3 separate regions of the Mus musculus genome follow, and regions 2 and 3 are each linked to region 1. The links are chromatin loops, found by intact Hi-C in ENCODE. Cell type or tissue: heart. All regions are shown on one strand. Region 1 overlaps Xirp1 (xin actin-binding repeat containing 1). Region 2 holds the start of Gorasp1 (golgi reassembly stacking protein 1). Region 3 overlaps Wdr48 (WD repeat domain 48).

Region 1 (8,000 bases):
AAAGGCCGAGAGCCATCCTGAGGACAAGATGAGAAATCACGCAGAGGCCAGAGGCCAGGCAGCAGTGAACGTCCTGCCCTCCAGGAGGCTGGAGACACTGAGAGGAGCCGAGCCTGGCCTCCTACAAGTCTCTCCTCCCTGCACAGGATCCTCCTCTCCAACTTTCATCTCAGTCCAATCAGCTACAAAGAAGCTTCCGGAAGCTTCTAGCCCTCAGGGAAGCCATTATATCTCAGGGAAAAATACACACCTAGGTCAGGACATAGGTCAAGCCCTGCTCTACCAGAGAGATATCCAGGATCAGGCTGGGACAAAGGAGATGTGCATCGAGGGCGCTGTGCTCACAGGGCAGCCAAAGAATGTTCTGGAATTCCAGACTGGGTCAACTACCTCCAAGTCCTATGGAGCCATGAGAACAGTGACCGAGCAGTATGAGGAGATGGACCAATTTGGGAATACAGTCCTCACTTCCTCCACCACCATCACCCAGCACGCAGACCCACTGACGGACCCCAGACCCCAGCTCTGCCTGCACACTTCTCCCATGCTAAGGCAGTTACTCCACAGCCCCTCCAGGCTCAACAGTGACCTGGCAGAAGCTGAGATAACATGGACTCCCTGTAACAACTTCCACCCGGCTGCCCAGTGAGCCCCTCTGTCTCCCACCAGTCTTGGGTACCTCTCCCAGAGCTCCCCCAGGACTGAGTCATGGGCCTACCTCCAGCACATGTGGAACAAGGACCAAGAAAAAAACGTGGCCTTCAGAGAGCTCACGAGGGCTGTTTGCCTTGTTAGTTCTTGGAAAAGAGGCAAGAAACATAAAGCAGCCATCCACAGGAAAGCCGGATGGGAGGGACAGGACCTGACAGGTGCTTGTGGAGAACTAGCCCACACTAGCCCAGCTCACACTCACACATGTGAGCCTGCACCTCATTGCCTAGAGCTGGAGGGTCACCCTGCACTGTGTCCCTCCATAGCCAGCCTTTTTCTTTGGTTATGGAATCTGGCTGCCTTAATCCCTGGTGAGGACCCGGGGCTGAGCAAACTGGACATGACACTGCTCTCTGTTTGAGATTGGACTAAAGGCTCCAGAAAAACCCGGGTGCCTGCCTCTTCATCGCCAGTGGTCCAAAGGGCGCAGAGAGCGCACTAGCAGTCAATAGTGTTCCGAGAAGCTGAATACACGACCCTTCCTGACCCCATCACCCCCACTCTGCACCCCGAATGGGAAAAAATGACCCAAAAATAAACCCAAAAGAGATTCCCTATTTTGTGTGTCCGACTGTGTATGTGCTGCCCCAGAGTCTGCATTCCCAGGGAATGCAGTCATGATCACCAGGTGTCTGCCTTGACTGGGGCAATACAAAGGCTAAAGCTTCAGCATTCCCCAACAGTACGTCAGAAAACAGAAAGGCCCCGCCCACTTCCCTGCTCTGGGTTATTTGTGTACACACATCCACCATACTTTATCTACACACTCAGATACACATACCACACATACATATGCACACCACAGGCATACACACGCCATATGCCGCTCTAATACATATGTATACACACGCAGATGTGTACCACAGGCATCAACTCGCCACAGACCTACACGCTGCTGCCCCCTCATCTCTGCCTCCCTCCTGATGTTCTTAGATGCCATTCCAGGGCAAATTCCTAAAATCCTGGCCCAGAATGGGACAGCCACCCCGTACCTCGAGGCAAAAGGGGTGGGAGCATTCCCACTAGAATTCCCATGCCCAGAGTGGCCCAGCCATTTCTTGTTCACAGAGGGTAGGTACTGTGTGCCAAGCAGGGGGTGTTCTTAGGGAGGGAGCGATCAGATCCTGGCTAGAAAATGCAATGATTTTAGTGAAAACCATTCTCCCTCTCTCTCAGAAACCACTGAACCTTCTATGCCAGGTCCGTTGTAGGTCACAGGGATGACAGCAAGATCCCGTGGGGTGCTGTCTGAGGAGACTGACTTTTAACATGAGGAGGAGAGACAAGAAAGATGACATCAGAAAGAGGGTGAGTGCCTAACTTTCCACTCAGAAGGCATGAGTCATGAATCATGGCAGTGTGACCATGACAAAGAATAGCCTCAGAGAGGTGGCAGGGGCGGACCTCCTTAAGGAAGAAACATCTGACATCTGAATGTCAAGAGAACAGAACTCAGGGTGAGTGGTGTGCGCATTTCGGAGGAGGAGTCAGGAGGCTCACAGTCACTGTTAGCAACTAGTAAGTTTGAGGGCCAGCCTGGGCTGCATTAGACTGTCTCAAAAGAAAGGGTGTGAGAGCCAGGTATGCTGGTGCACCTCTTTAATTCCAGCACTAAGGAGGCAGAGGCAACAGGTCTCTGCGAGTTCAAGGGCAGCCTGGTCTACAAAGCAAATTTTAGGTTAGCCAGGGCTACATAAGGAGACACTGCCTAAAACAAAAGTGTGGAAGTGAGTATACACTCAGTGGCACCTTGTTCACCTAACATGCAAGCTCCTAGTAAGTCAATTCTCAATACCACAAAAGATAAAACACCTGTACCAGGTAACTGCATGTTCCCCCACCTTGTCTCTCTCCTACACCTTCCACAGGCTCTCACTTGACCACTGGGCCCAGCAACTTAACACACAGGAGTGTTCTCTTCAACGTCCTCATCTGTCAATGGGTGTGATGGTGGAACAACCCTGTGAACACTGTGAATTAACAAGTGTTAATAAAGCCGGGCGTGGTGGCACACGCCTTTAATCCCAGCACTTGAGAGGCAGAGGCAGGCAGATTTCTGAGTTCGAGGCCAGCCTGGTCTACAAAGTGAGTTCCAGGACAGCCAAGGCTACACAGAGAAACCCTGTCACGAAAAAAAAAAAAAAAAAAAAGTTGGCTGGCATTCATTCTTAGTACTGCAATTTAGGAGAGAGTTTTGTTTTCTAAAGTTTGAGACACGGTCTTGAAACTTAGCCTGAAGATCAAGCTAGCCCCGATTTTGTAATCTCCTGCCCCTCACCCATCTGTACTGCGGATTACAAGTGTGTACCACCCGGCCCAGTAGCTTTGTTTTCTTATTTTATTCGGTTTTGAGGATCTTGTATCAAACTGACTGGCCTCAAAATTGCTCTGTGGCTGAAGATGATCTTCAGCCCCTGATTTTGCCTCTATCTCTCAAGGTTTGGAATCCGTGGGCATGTGACCACAGCCTTCTGGAATATTTTTTAATATCTCCTTCCTCACCTGCAGGGGGCGTGTGCCCGGTGTTGTTCATCTAGTCAAACGAGCACACAAATGAACGAAACGATTGAGTCAATCTGTGGATTCACGCTACTGGCATTCAATAGCGCTTCGTGCCAGGATCTGTACAGGGTGCTAAAAATAGAGATGAACAAGGCAGAATTCATTCTTGACCTCACAGGACTGACAGAGACAAATATATAAGCAGATTAGGTCATTTTACACAGAAAACTGTGTGTGAAAAACAAGGTCAGTCCGCAAGGGCAAGCTGAGTTTGGGTGGTCTAGGATGCGTTGCTGCAGAGCAACCGGAGCAGAAGGGGCGGGTGAGCGCTGCTGCAGAGCGGCGGGTGCAGAAGGCCCCGCCCCGCCCCGCCCCGCCCCGCTCACACCTGCAGCCGCACCTGCCTTCGCACCTGCCCAGGCCCCGCCCCTCTCCACACGCGCAGAGCGCGCAGCGCTCAGACCCCGCCCCCGGTGCCGACGGGGCGTGTTCCCACGGCCGTCGTCAAGGTGACGGTGACGTCGCGGGCTGTAGAGTTCGGAACGTTCAGGCGGTGGCTGGTTGCCAGGAAACGCCCGGCAGGCGTGCTGCCAGGGCTGGCTCTGCGAGCAGACGCCGGGCGCCAGGACGCGCCGTCCCGGCCAGCCCTCGCGCGGAGCCTCCCTCCCAGATTCCAAACGGATGCCGGTTCCGGGGCTCACCCGGGAGGGCGCCTGGTCCCTCGATGCTCTGTCCTTGCCAGCGTCTGGAATTCGTCCTCTGCTTCCCGCTTTCATCTGTCTCTGCCTCCCCAGTATGATGCTCTATATCAAAGCAAGCAAAATGTTAAGGGCCTTTACTAGCCAGATAGCTCTGCTGATAAAGGCGCCTATGGTGCAAGCTTGGCAACCTGAGTCCGACCCAGAATGCAGGTAAAAGTGGAGAGCAGAGAATCTACAAAGTTATCCGGTGACCTCCACACATAGCAAGCGACATCCTCACCTACCCACACACAGCATGCACACACAATCATAAAAGATTGAAATTTTTTATCATTGGTGATGCGAATGTGTGTATTTTGACTGCCGTCTGTGCTAAGAACTGAACTCCATTTTCTGGAAAAGCAGTGCAAGCTCTCAGCCTCTGAACCATGCCTCCAGCCCCAGTAACAATACATTTCTTAAATTAGTTTTAAATGTTAGAGTAGTTCACACCTGTGACCCCAGTCTCTGGGAAGCTGAGGCGAAATATTATGCCAGTTTGAGAAGAGTCTGGCTACATAGTAGGTCCTTGTCTCAAAAAGCCAAATATACATAATTATGTATTTTTTTAAAGTTTTAAAAGGAGAAGCTAGCTCACTCATTTAATCCTTCCCTTCTTTGGGAGGCAGACAGATCTTTGTGAATTGGAGACTAGCCTGGTCTACATAGTGAGTTCCAGGCCAGCCAGGATAACATGGGATCTTGTCTCAAAAATAAAAGTCTAGAGATACGGCTTGGTGGTAAAGTATTTGCTTAGCCGCCAGGCGGTGGTGGCGCATGCCTTTAATCCCAGCACTTGGGAGGCAGAGGCAGGCGGATTTCTGAGTTCAAGGCCAGCTGGGTCTACAAGGTGAGTTCCAGGACAGCCAGGGCTATACAGAGAAACCCTGTCTCAAAACAAAACAAAAGCAAAACAAACAAAAAAGGTATTTGCTTAGCATGTTCAAGGCCCTGGGTTCAAAGTGCATGCATGCACGCACACACGCACACAGGTACACACACACCTCTCCTCCCTAATGCAATCCCCTGGCTGCCCAGGTTACTAGGTCTGGAATCTAAACTCTCTTGTAGCCTGTAAGACCAGAATGGCTTGCCTCTCCACATTCTTCTATAACCCCCCCAGGCCCCAGCTCCTCCTTACCCTCCTCCTCCAGTCATAAAACACACTGGTTGGTTCCTGCCCCAGGACCTTGATCCTCTCCATCTATCCTTTTTCTGGAAGTTTCCTCTCCCAGATCTTCATTGAAATCCTCCATTTTGATCTCAACCTAACTTCCCTCTTGAAAGGCTGTCCACCTCAGGAATATTGTGGTGCGGTCTTTCCTCGGGGCATAGCAATCTTCCACTACCACCACCTTGGAGTACAAATTACCTTGGGTTGGTAGCCATGGCAACTCATTGAGCAAAACAATACAGTGATAAATGTACTTTAATGGAGCAGTTAACTTTCCTTAGAAGGAGACTGCCTAAGGTCCAGGGAACTTCACCCAGAATTCCAGCCATGACCCCTCCTTCTCCCTATGCCAGGCTGCGGGTCTCTGGATTATAAGAGAATATACCGAGAGGGGGACTCCAAGGTGAAGCTCCCATGAGCTCAGGATTCACTACTAGGCGGGACTTTCCCATGATGCAGTGTCACCCACGCTGCAGTGAGTAACTCTCATCTGTGCTCTGGAAGTTAGTCCAATAAACTCATTTGTCTTGCAAGTCAGACTTGGGTGGGATTGTTACTATGTTCATGTCTCCCCTGGAAAAGTTAACCACACGCCCAGCCCTTTCCACCCATCTAAACAGGAAGGACCTCCTCTGTGTTTCCATGTCTTGTCAGGTTTTCCCTAAAACCCATCAGCCTATAAACTGAGGGCAGGAGCTGCCCGGCTGCAGGGCTGCAGAACCACAGAACCAAGGCTGTGTAGCTTTTCTTTCTTCCTCTCTTCTTTCTTTCTTTTTCTTTTTGTTACTGTTGTTATTGTTTTGTTGTGGGTTTTTTTGTTTGCTTGCTTGTTTGTTTGAGGCAGGGTTTGTTCTCTATCCCTGACTGAACTGGAACTCACTATGTAGACCAGGCTAGCCTGGAACCCACAAAGTTCTGCCTGCCTCTGCCTCCCTAGTAAGGCTACCAAAGGTGTGAGCCATCATGCTGGTTTATCTCTTCTCTAAGCATGCTTCCCACAGCACTTGGGTTTTCTCCCCAACATTTGACTCCCACGCTCTCTATTTGAAGCCCCATCCTCACCATGTGTCTGACTTCCATGCCAGCTAAAATGATGTGGTCATTTCTTCTCCACCATTCTCCTCTTCCAGGCCTCTGCCAACATTTACAGCTGGCCTACTCTGGGCCAGCTGTAAACTCTAATAAAATTGGCCTTGAGCTTTAAAAAAAATTGCATGTGTGTGTGCAAGGGGGACTGGAGAGATGGTTAAGAGCACCGACATGGTGGCTCATAACCTTCTATAATTTGATCTGATGCCCTCCTCTGGCATGCAGGTATATATGCAAATAGAGCACACATACATACATACATACATACATACATACATACATACATAATCTTTAAAACTTAAAAAAATTGTGCATGTGCGTGCACACACACAAACACATGAGGGGCTCGAGAAATGATAGCTCAGTATTTCAGCTTATGTTAAAAGCACTTGTTGCACTGGCAGTGGTAGCACAGACCTTTAATCCCAGCACTCAGGAGGCAGAGGCAGGAGGATCTCTGCAAGTTCAAGGCTAACCTGAACTACATAGCAAGCTCTAGGACAACTAGGACTACATAAAAAGACTTTGTATCACTGGGCAGTGGTGGTGCAAGCCTTTAATCCCAGCGTTTAGGAGGCAGAAGCAAGTGGATTTCTGAGTTCAAGGCCAGCCTGGTCTACAGAGTGAGTTCCAGGACAGCCAGGAAAGACTTTGTATCAAAAAACAAAACAAACAAAACAAAAGCAAAAGCACTTACTGCTTTTGCCAAAGACTGAATTCTTTCCAGCACCTGCACTGGGCGGTTCAAAGCTGCTTGTAACTTCAGCTTCAGGAGCTACAAGCATGCCCTCTTCTGGCCTCTGTGAGCACTGCACACATACATGCACATAAACTTAAAATGAATACATGAATCCTTCAAAACACTAACTGGTCTTGCCCTTTGTGTTTGCTGGTGCATGCTAGTGTCACAGGCACAATTTCTGCACTGGAAACCTCCTAAACTCTAGCTTAACTAGTTCCAGGGTGATACCCACGTCATGTGGACATGATGTGGACTCCAGGAGTTGGAACACAACCGGAGAAGCATGGTTTTCCCCCTGTCCTGGAACATGGAGGACGTCTGCTCTCCGTGTAACCTTCCTCAAAGCATGGCTGTGTCACAGATCAGGGCTCTAGGCCTGTGGCCCACCTGGCAAGCAGAAGCTGCACTCTGATTCCCTAAGAATAAAGCTCTGTCTGTGGATTATAAAGTCGTCACGAATCTTTCCAGATTAAAGGGAACAGGGCAGGTGGTGATGGGTAGCACCTTTTGATGAGAAAGAGGCAAAACTGCAGAATGTGCTACGTCCTTGGCAAGTGCCTTCTCCCCCGCCAGCCCCTCCTCGCTGGAATGCCACCTTTGTGAAGAATACATCCCTGTGCCAGGGATGACTCCTGATACACAGTAGGTACAAGGTTTTTTTACTTTACAAGGAATAAAGGTTTGTCTGTCAGAGCATCACAGGATGCAGCTACTCACTTCTCCTGGGTGTGAGAAACACTTGAAGCAACAGCTTTAGGGAGCCCTTACATTTTCCTGGTTGGTTGGGAGTGCTGCCGTCCGTCCGTCCATCATGGTAGGGAAGTCACAGCAGAGCTGAGACTGCTAATCACAGTCAGAAAGCAGAGAGCAGGAAACACTGCTGCTCGCTCGCTTGCTCACAGAGACCATGTTCTCACCCCAGCCTTCCCTCACTGAGGCACCACAAGTTTGTTCCTATGGTGTTTCTAAATTCCATCAAACCGATGATGAACCTCTTAATTGTATTTAAGATGGCAATCAACTAGAGTTTTTTTTTTAATTA
Region 2 (8,000 bases), 74 kb after region 1:
GCTGCTTTGCTTGGCCGCGGCTGACACCCTCCTGTACCTCTTTGGAGCCGCTGGAGACCTTCAACATGTGGTCAACATACTCCCTGGCCTTGTCGTGGTGACCCATGAACCAGAGGAAGAGGCTGGCGTAGTACAGAGCAGTGCTGCTGGCTGACCTGCGAATTTCCTTCAAGCTGCTCTCCAGTTCCTGAACTGCTTCTATGTCTACATCGAGGAGGAGGAGGAGGAGGAGGAGTGAGGAGTGAGGAGCGGATGTCCTCTTCTGATGCATTGTACCCTCTCTGCACCAGCGACGCTGCCCACATCCTTGGAGTTGTGTATACTTGAGCGCAGTTTACTGTCCGGGAGGCCCCACCCCACCCCATGTCCACCAGGGTGTCAAGCAGACGGACTAACCCTGAGTTCCTGACTGAGGCTCACAGTCCATCCTGAGTGAGAGATGGAAGTCTCCACTAGCACCTCTCTCTGACTCCCTAGAGACCTCAGACTGGGGGCACAATTAGAATGGCTGGGTTTATTTATTTTTAAAACTATCTTGGTGAGGAATGAAGATGTTTTCAAGATTCCTGGTCTGGGGAGATGGTCCCTTTTGTCATGCTTTCTGCCTGCTCCCTCTCTGTTGGCTTCAGACATTAGGCCCTCTCAGAGGCCTGTGGGGTGAGGGTGAGGGATAGCCTGTTTTGGCTGGCTAACAGTAGATCTAAGTCGCCTGTGCGTGGGTGCCTTCTTCAACGACTCTTGCAAGCCTGTGTCCCTGCAGTGGCTTTTCCTCCCCTTGGGGCCCAGTCTACCAAACATGGCCACGCTCACCGATGGTGTCGCAGGATTTGTGAGCAGAAAGCAGGGCGATGACCGCGCACAGGGACGTGTCTGGGTGGCTTTGGATGCCTTCCAGCTCGCTGATGGCATCGTGGATGTGGTCTGCAGAAAGAATGTACATAGTCTGATCCTGGGGCTCCAGGCACACGACACAGGGTTCCTGTTGGTCGCTGCCTGCTTTCACACACGAAATCCAGAACACAGTCTGATGCAAAAGCTCCTCGGGGGGCCTGCATTTCCTGGAGGGTGAAGGTCTCTGAAGGCCATTGCCACCATGGTCGGGGCCAGCAAGGGGAGGTCCATGTGTGTACCTGTGCGTGCCGGTCAGAGGACAGACTTAACTGATTTTCTTTAGGCACCATCTGCCTTGTTTGATAAATAATGTAAATATTTTATGTGTGTGTAGGAGGCCAGAAGAGGACGTAAAATCCACAGGAACCGGAGTTATCGATGGTTACGAGAGCTGCCTCGTGGATTCTGGGGATGGAATCAGAGTCCTCTGTAAGAGCGGCAAGTGCTCTTAACCGTTGATCCATCTCTCCAGCCCCCACTTTCTATTTTGTTTTTGAGAAAGGTTCTTTTGTATATCGGGCACTTGAAATTTGATACACAGTCTAAGGTAATGTCGAACTTCCAGAGCCTCCCGCTTCCGCCTCCCATGTGCTCCACTACATCTGGCCGACTGGTTGAGAAACTTGAAACCTAGAGATGTGCCTGAGAGCGAGCCTGGGCACTTTAGAGGGACTGGAGTCAGTTTTGAGGAGGGACCGAGCACTCCCACCTGGTTGTTCAAGGCCTACCGATTACATTTATCCCACATGTCCCTAATGTTAGCTACAGGGTGCTTGGACAGTTCTCAGCACCCAGGCTCTGTTTAAGCCCCACTCCCTCACATCTGAACCTTCCAGTGCTTACACCTCCCACTTCTCTTTTCCTCCAGATCCAACTTCCAAGCCCGAGACGGGTTAAACAGTCCTAGCCTTCTCTCTCTTAACAACCCATTTTATAGATAGGGATACTGAGCCTCATGGCAGGGGGCAGTGAGACACGATCTCAAAAGCTAACCTGATATATAGACTTTACAGGTTTCTGTTCATTAATGGGGGGGGGCTGGGAGGGCCAGGGGTGTTTCCATGGGAACATAGCTAGAAGCTGGCATCCAGATGCTGCTAGAAGATAAAAGCTAGGATGTTTCCCCCTGGGGTAGGAATAATGCCTCACCTTCCCCAAGGATTCCATACGCTCTGAAGAACTGCAGGGCTGGGTCGCTGCTGTACCTCTCTAGGCCCACATTCGCAGCCTGCAGCACATGGTGGAAGTACTTTTCCTGGCTGTAGTAAATGATCGAAGCCTGCATGAAAAGAAAGAACATGGTTGCCATAGCTCCCGTCCCTCCATCTTTGTTCTGGTCACGATGGGGTGAGACCCACTCCTGTTGAGGTGACCCATTCCTTCTCACGTCTACAAACAGGAAGGGAGAGGCAGCATTCAGGCCTGGCCTTCTCCTTCTGCAGCCCTGGGAAGGAAGGCGCTCCAGGGAGTTTGGCTACGGCAGAGGTTTTAGGTGACTGGGGGATGGTCAATACACCATGTAAGCTTCAAGTCAGGCTCATCCTAGGCTGGGAAGGAAGGGGACTGAGGAGTGGTCATTTTCAGGGTCTCCATGTCCTCCGCTATACACATCTTGGTATCTTTCACAGCTAAAGAAGCTGAAGCCCAGGGAGACACAGCCCATGGAGATCACACAGTAATTGGGGCTGAGATTTCAAAGCAAAAGCTCACTTCCTCTAAGGTTTGTGGGTGTTGAGTTGGGGATAGATGTGGTTAGGTCGTAAAAGCCTCATGGGCCATTTGAAAGAGCCTAGACGTCAGACAGGGTCATCAACAGGAACCAGCTCGAATGGCTTTAAGTAGGGGAGTGAAGTTTTCAGATTTTTAAAACTTTTGGCAGAGCCTGGTGTTCATGTATCCCAGACTGGCCTCAAACTCAACTATGGTGAGTTTCTGACCCTCCCTCCCCACCTCTCCGGTGCTAGGATTAAAGGCACCTACCACCACACCTGTTTTATGGCTATCAGGGCTTGGTGCATATTCTAGGAACTGAGCCAGATCCCCAGTTACCTCAAATGATATTCTAAAGAAATGACTCTGGCTGTTGCGTGCAGTGATGTGTGGGTGGCTGCAGGTGGCACATGGGTAATGCCAGGCAGTAGTGCTGGTGCAAAGAGCCCAAGTAGAGAAACCAGGCCAGAGGTGTCTAAGGGAGAGATACATGGTGGCTCTGGAGACTTTGGAAGCTGACACTTCTCGTTAGATTAGGAACAGGGTTGGAGGTGGGCATAGACCTCATAGCAGTGGAACACAGATGGCTTAGGTGGGAGGCAGATGCGATAATGGACAGGCACGGATTGGTTTGGGGGATAGGATCAGGTCTGGGTGCTAATTTGAGGCTAGGGGTGCAGAGGACACTGAGGGGAAATGCTTTGGTTAGGGAGCTGAGGAAGATGGAAGGACTTCTAGAAGCTGCCAGAGTAGTGAACAGAGGGGTAGAGGTGGTTGGGGGGTGGAAGTAGCCTAAGAGTAGAGATGGCCAGAGGGCAGGCAGCAGGGTGGATGGTGTGGCAGAGGGTGGCCCAAGGGCAGATGGCCAGAGAAAGCAGAAAGGTAACCCCAGAGCAGAAATGGTCAGAGAGCAGAGAGCTAGCCCAGGGCAGCAGTCCTGACTGCAGAAGTAGTCCCGAGCGCAGGCGGCCCAGAGTTCACGCACCATGAGAGAGGAGTCATCGCTGCTCATGGCTGCAGCCCGGCTCAGGTGATGACCGGCTGAGCGGGATTCCCAGCTCTGGCCGCCCAATTCGCAGCCCAGCTCACGGCCGGAAGTCTAAGGCGCGCGCGTCCTTGGCAACCTGGCTGCTGGCCTGTTGCTAAGAACTGTGACATCCGGGAGGGCGTGGCCTGGCCCCACGTGACTAGGCCACGCAGCAGCGGGAGAGGGCGGCCATGGGGCTAGGGGCAAGCAGCGAGCAGCCGGCGGGCGGCGAGGGCTTCCATCTGCACGGGGTGAGCCGGGGTGGTGGAAGATCACCAGGGAGGGTTGCACAGCCCCGAGGCCTGCAGTGACCTCCCTGCATGCCTTGCGAGGCCCAGCGCGTCCAAGATCCGAGGCCCCTTCTCTAAGGAGCATTGCAAGGGGCTGGGAGAGCTCGTGGGCTTTGGGAAAGCTGCTGAAGAGGGGGTGAAGTGGCCAGAATGACTGGAGCCAGGGTGGGCATTGGGACCCCAGAGTGAAACATCCCGAGACCTAGATGGGGCCCTACGTGTCACTTGCAGGGAGGTACGAGCGAACAGGCTGCTGGGAAGTATAGTCTGGTTGATAAAGAACGCCGTATGGAGTTGGGGATAGAAAGATCTTTGAACTCAGCTCCCCTGTTTTGCCCCTTTGAAAAGCAGGTAGATGCAGAGCTGTGTGGAGGCGGGCAGGTTTGTCAGGTTGTCTGGCTGTTGGGTCAGCCTGCCTGCCTTCATTCCTTCAGACAGGATCTTGGTACTTAGTTCAAGCTGTTGTTAAACTCTCAGCTGCTCTTTCTCGGTTCCTCTTAAATCTTATCTATCTATCTATCTATCTATCTATCTATCTATCTATCTATCTATCTATTTATTTTGTGGGTGTCTCATTATGTATCCCCGACTGGCCTGGAACTTGCTATGTAGGCTAGACTGGGCTGGAACCTACAGAAATCCATCTGCGTGCGCCTGCCTCCTGAGCCATTATGCCTCTCTGGTCTATGTCAAAGGAAGTCTGGAGTCAGGGCTAGGGAAGCGGTTTCTAGCTGGAGAGCCACATTGGCTTTACAGATCAAAGTGACAAGATTTGTGCTTGGGGGTTGGCAGACATTGGGATGCATCCAACCGGGGGTGTTTTAAAACAGGTTCACGGGAAGTCAGGAGTTTGGGATCTTTGCACAAGGGCTGAGGGAAGTGAGGTGGTGGGGGTGGTGGACGGAGTGAAGGCAAGGGGGGCTGGTTAAAGGGGGACAGGTTGATCAGGTCAGAGGATGAGGACCCGTTACAGAGATGTGTTTTTGGTGTGTGTGTTGTTTTTGTTTGTGCACACGAGTGTGCAAACCAGAGGTTTTAGATCCCTTTAAGTTGGAGTTATAGGCATTTGGGAGCTGTCACACTTGCATGCTGGGGACTCAACCCAGGTCGTCTGATAGAATAATAGGCTCTTTTAACTGCTGACCTATTTCTCCAGTCCCTTTGTTTGTTTGCTTGTTTTTTCTTTGAGACAGGGTTTCTCTATGTAGCCCTGGCTGTCCTGGAACTCACTCTGTAGATCAGACTGGCCTTGAACTCAGAAATCTGCCTGCCTCTGCCTCCCAAGTGCTGGGATTAAAGGTGTGTGCCACCACTGCCCGGCTGTTTTTGATGTAGGATGGCCTTGAGCTCTTGATACTTCCCGAATCCCAGGATTACAATGTGCACGAGTATACCTAGCTATAGACATGTTTTTGAATATATATTCTATGCCAGGCAGAGCTTCAGGCACTAGAGATAACATGGTAGACAAAGTACTCATATTTGGAAATCAAACAGGGGAGAAGGAAGGCCATAAAGAGCTATGTGGAATAGGATGTGGTGGCTCATCCCTGGAATACCAGCATTAGACGCAAAGGCAGGAGGACTCCCAAGTTTGAGGCCAGTTTAAGTTATACATCAAGGCTCTTATCTCAAAAACATACACAGTGAGCTGAAGAGATGGCTCAGCAGTCACGGACACTTGACTTCTAGGAAGCCCAGGGTGACTTGGTATTATGTGCGTGTGCGTGCATGCATGCACAAACTGAAGGTCATGACATTGGGTTGTCCACATCTGCCCGTAAGTCCAGCTCCAGGGGACCCAGGGTCCTCTTCTGACTTCCATAGGCACCTCCCCACCCCATACACACAGGGCATCTGTATACCCTGGCACACATGAACACAAAATTTTCTTTTGTTTTTTCAAGGTAGGGTTTTTTTTTTTTTTAAGCCTTGGCTGTCTTGGAACTACCTCAGAGATACACTTGCCTCTGCCTACTGAGTGCTGGGATTAAAGGCGTGCGACACCACTGCCCGGCTACATAAATCTTAACCACACAGCAACGGCACTGAGCTCCTTCTCCAGGTCCTAGACTTGGCATTTTATTTTATTTGATATTTATTATATGGAGCTGTGGAGGATTTTTGTTGTTGTTTTTAGATTTATTTTCATTTTATGTTTAAGGTATGTATGTATGTATGTACACTGTGTCTGGTGTCTACAGAGGTCAGATAAGGGGATTGCAGTCAGATGGTTGCGAGCCACCCTGTGGGTGCTGGGAACTGAACCTAGGTTCTCTACAAGAGCAGTCCAGCCTCTGTTGGGACATTGTAAGTGGAGGGGTGACATGTTTTACACACACACACACACACACACACACACACACACACACACACTCATGCATGTGTGAAATGGCATGCGTGTGTAGAGGTCAGTGGAACTTGGGTTTGAATGACTCTTTCACAGAGGTTGCCTAAGACCATTGGAATTTTTTTTTTTTTAAACAAAATCTCGATTGTTCAATTTTACCCATGAAAACTTGGGAGCCAGATGCTGGGGTGAAACCCTGCTAGCTCAGAGAGACAGAGAAAGTACCCAGCTGACCTTCTCCCTCAGCCTTGGCCCCAGCAGCAATGCCCTCTCACACTGTCTCAAAAAACCTCTTTCAAACCGAATATCCTTTCCTACTTCGTATGTATCTCTCTGTCCAACCTCCTGACCCCATCTTAGTCTAAATAATCCTATGCCCAGGTCATGTCAACTGGTTGCTTGTTCTACCTCTTAACCTTTGGTTGGCTGTATTTAATCCTGTTTATAATATTCAAGCAGAAAGCTCTCGGATTAAAGGTGTGTGCCAAGGCTGAGTCACACAACAACTAAAAGCAGATTTTCCGGTAAATTAACACAGTCTCGGGGTCCACAGTGTGTTAAGTGTCCTGTAACAGGAAAACTCAGACATTTACATTATGATTCAGCACAGTAGCAAGATTAGTTATGAAGTAGTAATACAATTTTATGGGGTCAGCACAACACAAGGAACTGTATAAAAGGTTAACAGCATTGGGAAGGTTGAGAACTAAAGGAACCCTGAAGCAGGGACCCCTGAGGGATGGAGCAGGACTAGGAGTCCCCAAACAGTCCAGGAATGCTTGCCCTTGGACTTGGCCAAGCCCCCACCATAGGCCCACTCCCACTAGAGGCCGTGGCAGCTCTAGCAAGTGCCACTCAGGGACTCAGTTGCTGTTGCTGTCCGGGAGTTTTTATGCCGGGGCAAACTGGCCTTGAACTAAAGGCACCTGTAACACTTGGTTCTCTTCAGGCTCCTGAAGAGTTCTGCAGCTTGGGGAATCTAGTGTAGGTATCTAGGATCTGAGGTCACCTGAGTCCTGTGCCCTGTCATCGGCACTGTTACCTTGGGGCCTGGTTGATGCCTGGCCCAAGAAGTTCATAGCAAAAGGCTTGAGTCAAAGGCCTAGGTGCATCTCTGGAGTTCAGGACCTGGGGTAAAGGTTGCCTTGTTTGAGCAAGGCCCTGTAGGTGGGGCCTGGCGATGTGTTCCTGGTACAGCTTGTGATGGGGGAGCTGGCTGTACTTTGGAGACAGCAGTAAGTTAGTAATTGAGAGGGGCAGGGAGCACCGAGAGCAGGGGTGGGGAGCACCGAGAGCAGGGGTGGGTGCAGCTGAGCGCATGTCCTGACCCTGGGATCCGCTCTCCTTCACTGTCAGCCTGTCCCTGCCTGCTCAACTGGAGCTAGGCAGCTACTCAGGGTCTAGGCGCTTCAGAATCTGGCCACAGGCTGCCTTGCCCAGCCCTTATAGCAAGGTCTGGCTGCATTTCTCCTGCGTGTCTGGGCTTTCCTGCCCAATCCCAGTTTTGGGGTGGGGGTGGGGTGATATCCTTTAGGTGCCCCTTACTCCAGGGCTATCTGAGTCCTTTCTGGAAGCATTCGCGTATCACGGTTGGGAAACTTATGTCAGGGAAGGAGGTGAGTGGGGGGGTGGGTGAGCAGAGCAGTCTGCGGAGGTGAGACCTTCCCACTGGTCCAGGGTGGGGGCTGGGCTCCTTGGGCCGTGACGCACCTCTGCTCTGGAACAGGTACAA
Region 3 (8,000 bases), 97 kb after region 1:
GTTTTACATTGTAGCTAAGGCTGTCCTGAACTCATGGCAGTTACCCAACCTAAGCCTCCTAAGGGCTGGGATTACAGGCATGAGCCACTATGTCTGGCTTAAGCAATTCTTTAAAACAAAATAACAGGATGTTATTCACAGATATACTCCCCTAAAGCCAGCAACCTTGTATTTGTACACATGTTGGATTGTTACACACCAAATTCTTAGAAGAGTGCTTAGTGAGATACAGTGTCAGGATGTGCTTGGGCAGTGGTGATGTACATCTTTAAACCCAGAACTCAGCCCAGCACTCGGGAGGCAGAGGCAGGTGGATTTCGGAGTTCAAGGCCAGCCTGGTCTACAGAGTGAGTTCCTGGACAGCTAGGACTACACAGAGAAACCCTGTCTTGAAGCAAAACAAACAAACAAACAAACAAACAAACGACAGTAAGAGTCATGATGTGGGGAGCACTTCCAAAGATGACCAGCCACCTTCTTTAATTGAAGACACTTAACTCACGTTTTGGGTCTGACCCATCAGGACTGCTAAAGCCAGCATCTTTCGCAGAAACCCAGGCAGCGAAGCAGTCACTCTCATCCAGGGTAATGGTCAGCATCTGTTGGAGGCACAGTGTCAGCAGCTCGCTCTCCCTCCCCTCCTCTCCAGCACCTGACCCTGCAGCATCCGTACACCAGACTAAGGCTAAGCCGTGCCTCCTGGGATTCAGCTACAGCTTGCTTTACTCAAGTGCCAGGCTTAAATGACAGCAGAGTAAGATGGCAAAGCAACTGCACATATCACATTTAAACACAGCGAATTCCTTAAGAATAATCAGGACATGGAGGGGATCTTCAACTATCCAAAATCACATAAATACTGATTGCCTAACTCACCCCTGTTTTTAGGTCTACTGAGAACCAATTTGGAACATACACCATTTTAAATCTTTTCTTAATTTCATCTTCAAAGTCCACTTTGCCCAAATCTTCCACTTTGCATGCCTGCGTAAGAAAGCACAATGGTCAGGATGAAGTAAGGAACCAACTGGCTGAAACTTCATTCTTCCAAATTTCACATTTGCTTAAATAATTCTAAAATATACTTCAAAAATATCATAGCTAACTTCTTTTATTCTAAGGCTTTCACATAACTACCTGCTAGCAAACTATTAAATTAGTGAGGGGAGGGATGGCTCAGTGGTTAAGAGCACTTGTTGCTTCTGCAGAGGAAATGGGTTCAGCTGCAGTGGCCACCAGCCTCATAACCATCCACTTACTCCAGGTTCAGGAATCTGGTGCCCTCTTCTTATCTCCCTGGCACCAGGCACAGGTATGATGCACAGACATATGTGCAGGCAAATGCTCATACACATAAAGAAAAAAAACCGCTTCATCTTTTTAAAACTGAAAACAATCTTTTCTAGGGGATGTGGCTGTAATTTAATTTTTCTAATACTAAGTTTCTAACACTCAGCTAGAAGCACCATCAAGTAAATTTCAAAACAAAAGGGAGAAAAGTAACCAAGAAACATGGTTAGAAGGGCTTGCTTATCGAGCGCTAAGTTTCTTTCGGACAACAGCTGGTTCAGGGACTAACGGAGAGCTTTCCTCTCCTGACCACCTTAATACTTCTATGGCTGGAGGGATGGCTCAGTGGTTAAGAACACTTATTCTTGCAGAAGACCCAAATTTAATTCCCAGTACAATACTATATGGTGGCTCAGAACTATATAATTTCAGTTCCAGGGAATCTAATTACCTCTTCTGACCTATGTAGGTACCTGGTAAACACATGCATGAAGGCAAAACAGGCATACATACACAATTTAAACAATCCTTAAAAAAAAAAAAAGACTTCTGAACACCTCTCATTCTAAAAATGTAGTACTTCCCCAAAACCTTAAACATCTTAAGCATCTTTGGTGCTAGGGTAGTTTCCACTTATAGCTCTTTAGTGCTGAACACCAACACAGTTTCTCCCTAGTGCTCAGTTCAACACTAGCATGGCTTTTAGTACCCCAGTAATCTCCTCACAGGTAAACATGACCTCTCCCGCATCCTATAGCTCCATAATGTCCCAAGGAAAGCATACACCACTGTAACATACCCAAATCACAGGAGACGCCCATTTCCCGAAGCTTATGACATTTACTGCACCACACACATATTCCTTGGTCCTAGCTGGCACCCCCAGACCATTTTCCCCTAACTCTCTGGAAACCCAAGCCCTGCTCCATTCAAATGCAGTCACAGATGGCATATTGCCCCTCAGATCTCCATTGTATCTGTCACCATAAAATCACTGTCTCCAGCCACAATTGGACCATTACTGCTACCTGGAAGTGTGCGTGCATGTGAATACGTAAGCAAGCCTAGACAGAAACTCCCTTTTTTCCTCCTCCCAGAGGGGTTGGGGGGAAAGGTGCCCTCTGGTTATGTTCGGGTCTTCCCTGGGAGACTTACATACTGACAGTCCCCACTCCAATGGATTCCTCTTAGGAATAGTCAAACAGTTTCAAATTCTTCCACCCTAAACACACCTGAGCGCGCGCGCACACACACACACACAGCCCACAGAGTAAAAACAGCCTCTCCTTGGATCTTGCTCCTAACCCTTTCCCAACTACCCCCCCTCTCTACCTAACTCCTGTAATCCAGTGACTTCAAGACAGTTTCTTTCTTCATTGCCGTTAACACTGAACCCACTGGCTCCTGCCTGCAGGGCTCGTGCCAGAGTCCACTCTCATGGCTCTCATTAACTCAGCTCCTTTCTGAAACCCTCACTTGTCCTTGAGCTGTCACTGGCTTCTGGTTTTCTTACCCATCTTTATCACTCACACACTGGTGGCCTCCTCCTAAAATCCTTGACAAGAATGATGGCTCAGTTTACCCTCTTCCTAGTCCTGCTTCTTGGAAATCCTGACAATCCTCAAGACATCATCTGTAATGCCCACGCTGAGGGCTGCTGTGTGTTTATAGCCTGCACAGGTGTCCACCTAGCAAGATAAACTCACATGCACCATTTTCCTGATAGCTGGGCTGTCGTCGTCTGCCTCTATCACTTCAGTCCACAACAGAAGCGCAGGACTCATCCTCACGCCTTCCTCTCCTTCACAGTCTCCGTTGTCTTTCTTTTGTTTCCCACCCATCTCGTTGTAGCAGATTCCTATATGCTGAGCCCTGTGTTGCATGGTTCTGAAATATGTCCTTGACATCACCAGAGAATGGGTTCCCCTCATTTCTGGGTTGAGGCCACAGGTTTCGGTAAGTCCAGCAGGTCATGTGGCTACAGACTAGAACACAGTTCTGCCCTCTCCTTCATGTCCCCAAACTTCCTTGACTTCTTCTTTACCCTGTTAGGCTTATTATACCAGATCATGTGACCTCAGGACTTTCAAGGTTCATATCCAGACATGGGAAGCCGTTTTTTGTAGAGATGACAACCATGACACACATACCCTGGAGCCTCACCAAATAGAACTCTATCCCATTCAGACAGCAGGGTTCTACTGAGTGCAGCTAACAGAGCAAGACCAGGGAACAGGACCACAGGCAGCCCCAGCCTGCTAGTTTAACTAGAGACACAGCATGGCAAGACTCTTGGGTACCGTGGAGACACTCAGTGATGGGGAGGGCGCAGTCTGGGAAGAGTCAAGCAGTTTTGCTGATGGTTAGGGCTTTTCTGGATCCTCCCAGTTACCATGGGACCCTTTTGTAAAAGAAAGGACAGGACAGAATGGCTCTCCTTACACTCAGTGAATGATCCAGCCTAAATGCCCATAGCATAATGATGAGAACCTTCCAAAATAAAGCAGTGTTCGATATGATTTGTAATACAGTGGCCAGGGAAATGGTTTACATGCTTAAAAAGGTTAGCTACTACCATACATACCATCCTATATCCAAAAATATCCACCTCCAAATAAAGTATTACTGTAAATAAATATTATCATGTACAGAGGAGGAAAACTAAGGGAAACAGAGGACACAACAGGCACTCACCTTCAATACATCCCAGTACGCCACATTGTTATTCGTATCTTTGGTTAATATGTGTCGCTTGTCATTTAGGATGTGGCACTGAATAATACTAGCGCCCCCTAAAGGAGGAAAAAAAAAACAACTGGCAAAAGACAAAAAGACTGGGGGGGAGGGTATGGGGGACTTTTGGGATAGCATTGGAAATGTAATTGAGGAAAATATGTAATAAAAAATATTAAAGAAAAAAGAAAAAAGAAAAAAAGACTAGTACTCCTCACTGTCACGGAGTTGGTTCTCCCCTCCCCTTCTCTGTTTACGTGGGTTTTGGGGAGAGGAGCGGAGCTGTGCGGACTGAGCAGCAAGTGCTGAGCCAGCCTGCCAGCCTGGCCTCTACTCCAGCCTTCCCTTCCTCTGCACCTCCTCAACCGTGTCTTATCCGGAGGTGGCTAAGTGCTCCAGATCAATGTGTCAGGCAGGATTCTAGTCCTAAGTGCAAACGTTAAACGCAACTCCACCCCCTTTTAAAGCTGACATCTGGCTTGTGCCCAGACAAGATTAAAGATATTTTACCCTGGCTACTGTGTTGTAGGGTAGAATATGAACAAGAGACTAGTGTCACAATACACAGTTATAAAGGCAGCCCTTTTGTATACCGAATGCAAAAGGTGTCCTGTCCTGTTTGCAGCAAACAGCTGAAGACAGTGCATCAGACACAGGCGGACACACAGAGCACCAAGGTTCTCACTCACTCAGAAAGCAACCCTTAGGTCTGGGAGAACGGACCTCATCGCTATACATGCATGTACTGAAGCACCCCATGCAAGCCCTCATCTGTACCACCAATAGCCATTAATTAAAAAAAAAAAAATCAATCAAAAACTCATTTCTTGTGACTGCTGGTAGGTGGCCTGTGGGCCCCACACTCCTGTGCATATGGACAGCACTGATGGGACCCAGTCGGTTATTTAAAAATCACTCATGAAGGTAGGAGGGGACATGCTGAGGAGGTGTGAAGGGACCAGAAGAGATGACCTGGGAATAGGTATGATGATGACGACGCGCGATACACATGGCAGAAGCAGTCAAAGAATACATCAAACACGTTCTTAAAAACCCTTCTCATCTCTTACCATCATTTTCTTGTGCTAAAAGCAAGCACAGGTTACTGGGCTTTTGTCTATAGCAGCACTGCATTTAAAGAAAGGCCGCCACTTTGAAAGTCATCATGCTCATTAACTGTAACCTCATTAAAGTCTGCTTGCCTGGGGCCTTCTTACCTTTAATAACTTGGTCGGGCTGTGTGCAGAGGGGCGTTATGGGGTTTGTACAATCATTGTCATAATCACCAGAGGCTCGAAAATTATGAATTCCCTTCAGTGTCTAAAGGAACAAAATTAATAATTTCAGCATTTTATGTTCTCCAGGCTTGTCAAGAGTTGAGAATGTTATAGCTGTAGAACTAGTAAATGTTGAGTTATCACAGGTACATGAGACATACCCAATCACAGCAGGAAGCCACTGAGTCAACCAGCAAGAAATCCCCAACAAGTCTTAAGGAGAGAATGTTGAGCTTTCTTAAAAAGAAAAACTTACAACTATCCCCAAACAAACAAAGAGCAAACCCACAAGGCTCTGTGGTACTCTGAATGAGAATGGCTCTCACAGGCTCATATATTTGAATTTTTGAAAGATTAAGAGGTGTCATTTTGTAGGAACAAAAGTGTCACTGAGGGGCACCTTGTGACTTTAAAAGCTTATGCCAGGCCCACACTCTGCCTGCCTGCAACTTCTGGACCAGCTGTGAGCTCTGAGCTACTGCCCCAGCGCCATACCTGTCTGCCACTACATTCCCCACCATGATGGTCATGGACTAATCTCCTGATTAGTACCCAATTCAATGCTTTCTGTTGTAAAGTGCCTTCACGTTTTATCACAGCAACAGAACAGTAACTAAGACAGCCCTAAAGCAAGGCACTATTCCAGTTAAGATTGTAACTGACAGACACAAAGGCACTCACAGAAGTTGTGAAGCTGACCTGCACACAAACCCTCCCTCCCCCTAGCTCCCAGAGTCAGCAACATAAGAAAGCTGAGCTCCTTAAGTAAGGAGCTGGTGCTATGAGGACCTAACTGCCCAATCTATATCTACTGACCCTGCTTTCCACAACTTGGAGAAAGGCAGGAAGTCAGAAGCCAGCCTCCTGTTCTATTACCTTCAGAAAAATGGGTATGTGGACTGTCTGCTTCATTCTTTTTGTGTGTTTAACAGAAACAGTGTCTTGCTATGTAGCTCAGGCTGACCTTGAACATGCAGCACTCCCATCTGTCAGTCTCCCAGGCAGGAGTCCAGCTGGACTGCCTATTCTCAGGTGCAGTATTTTAAGGTCAGAAGCTGTCTGACACTGACTGGTTTAGTCAGGCAGCACTGTTCTAAGTACATCAAGCACATATCCTAGCTGGTAACAAAGAAAAAGCAGCTTCATTTTGCCCACCAATGTCAGGGTTACTCCCACTCTTGGGATTACACCTGCATTCCCATGGGAATGTGGATGGGGCCACAATGAACCTCTGCTGCTGGTACCTGGCATGTCTGAGATAGCAAGCCAACCATGTCTACGGACTTGTCACAAGCACGGTCATGCACTTACCCACTTATTTACTGTGGACTTTGTTGTTGCAACCCAGATTGCAGGAGGGGGATCTGCTGATCTGTCAAGTTCCATCTAAAAACCAAACACAAAAGTCTTCTTTGTCAAGGGCTGATAACTGAGCTGTTGGCCCAGAGGTGAATTATTAGCACGTGAAACATCAAGGTACATCACTCCTTTGTCAACACCTGTACACCACCTGCACCAGGCTTGCAGCAGTAAGCTGTAGACGCACAGGGAAAGCAGTCACCAAAGGAGTCGCGTCTTGCAGAATTGGAGAGGCTGAATGGTAGGTGAGCACCCTCCCACCAGAAAGCTACTTGCAGCTGCTCCTGTGTATGTGCACGTGTGCAGCTGGCTCACAGTTTTAAATGAGGTTAACTGTTGAGACCTAAGCGGGCACAGCCAAAAGGACAAGGACTTTCTGAAACAAAAGCAGCATTCTGCTTCTGCTATTCTAGTTTTTACTCTGTGTGTGTGTCTGTGCACTTTTCTGAGATAGGTTCTTGCTGTGCCTTTGAAGTTAGCCTTTGGTGGCCACCATGCTTAGCTTACATTCTTAATGAGGAAATAAATTTCTTCCTTTTTTTGAGAATGCTTATAGAAAAAAAAATCCTAATACAGTGGATATGAAGTTAGCCCACCCCTGGGGGATAGGCTCCCAGGATCACATCACCACATGCCCTCTGGTCCTTTCAAAATGCTGTACATTGAATGTAAGACATATATTTATGCTCGAATGGAACCACTCTTCTTCTAACATCAGGAGACTGCAGCTAGAGTGGCATTTCTTGACTCTTGGCTACCAGGAATTCTCAGTGATTGTCTTCAACATATAGGTACCCGGGGCTGCCTGCTTTATATTGCCATCCACAGCCAAGAGCTGCCAGCACCTGCAGTGCTCACATGACCAAGTCTCTTCCATGGCTGCTTCCTCTGTGTCCCTGGCAGATGCTTCCCATCTGTCCTGACTCCCCCAGGTCTGCTGGGAGGCAGTGTGTTTGCACTCTGATGCAACTGGCTCTCCTCCTTCAGGAGACCTCCCATTCCTCAGTGCTGAGGCGGAGGCCTTAACACTGACACCTTTTTTTTTTTTTTTTTTTGGCTTTTCGAGACAGGGTTTCTCTGTGTAGCCCTGCTGTCCTGGAACTTACTCTGTAGACCAGGCTGGCCTCGAACTCAGAAATCCACCTGCCTCTGCCTCCTGAATGCTAGGATTAAAGGCGTGCGCTTATCTGTTCACTGACACCCTAACTGCTCGTGTTCTTCCCTGAGCAGGGCAGAAGAGCCAGGCAAACTCTGCAGCATGCCTGACAGCATCACTAGAATTTATCAACAGGAAGTTATCCATGCCCCAGAGAGGTACTTCAGATATCACAACGTGTCTAC

The links. Hi-C counts contacts between places; a loop is a spot of excess contacts. Peaks named below come from ENCODE experiments on the same cell type or tissue, not always from the same donor. Only the 100,000 strongest peaks of a DNase experiment are listed, where the experiment ranks them.
Region 2: it touches region 1 in a loop (3-fold over the local background); 2 of 42 quality-filtered maps call a loop at or near these places.
Region 3: it touches region 1 in a loop (2.3-fold over the local background); 2 of 42 quality-filtered maps call a loop at or near these places.

What each region holds. Positions count from the first base shown.
Region 1 is chr9:120,007,023-120,015,022 of GRCm38, reverse strand. Xirp1 (xin actin-binding repeat containing 1) reads left to right here. Exons shown (of 3, transcript NM_011724.3): 3 at 1-1,268. It overlaps Gm33800 (a long non-coding RNA gene), which reads right to left. Exons shown (of 4, transcript XR_871355.3): 3 at 3,915-4,016; 4 at 2,873-3,345. Among named protein-coding and RNA genes, the nearest start is that of Xirp1, 13 kb to the left of the region's middle. In heart, CTCF peaks have their summits at 3,226 and 7,003 (motif pointing left); DNase peaks (open chromatin) are centred at 2,042, 3,322 and 3,802; H3K4me3 peaks cover 1,331 bases; H3K27ac peaks cover 2,247 bases.
Region 2 is chr9:119,933,337-119,941,336 of GRCm38, reverse strand. It overlaps Gorasp1 (golgi reassembly stacking protein 1), which reads left to right and starts at 3,779. Exons shown (of 9, transcript NM_028976.2): 1 at 3,779-3,879; 2 at 7,995-8,000. The coding sequence starts at 3,820. Ttc21a (tetratricopeptide repeat domain 21A) reads right to left here and starts at 3,731. Exons shown (of 29, transcript NM_028735.3): 1 at 3,587-3,731; 2 at 2,041-2,170; 3 at 811-921; 4 at 38-204. The coding sequence starts at 3,613. In heart, no CTCF peak of the experiment used is centred here; a DNase peak (open chromatin) is centred at 3,746; H3K4me3 peaks cover 1,711 bases; H3K27ac peaks cover 1,121 bases.
Region 3 is chr9:119,909,710-119,917,709 of GRCm38, reverse strand. It overlaps Wdr48 (WD repeat domain 48), which reads right to left. Exons shown (of 19, transcript NM_026236.3): 9 at 6,612-6,686; 10 at 5,241-5,343; 11 at 3,985-4,082; 12 at 877-984; 13 at 503-599. Among named protein-coding and RNA genes, the nearest start is that of Gm2449, 19 kb to the right of the region's middle. In heart, a CTCF peak has its summit at 4,097 (motif pointing left); no DNase peak of the experiment used is centred here.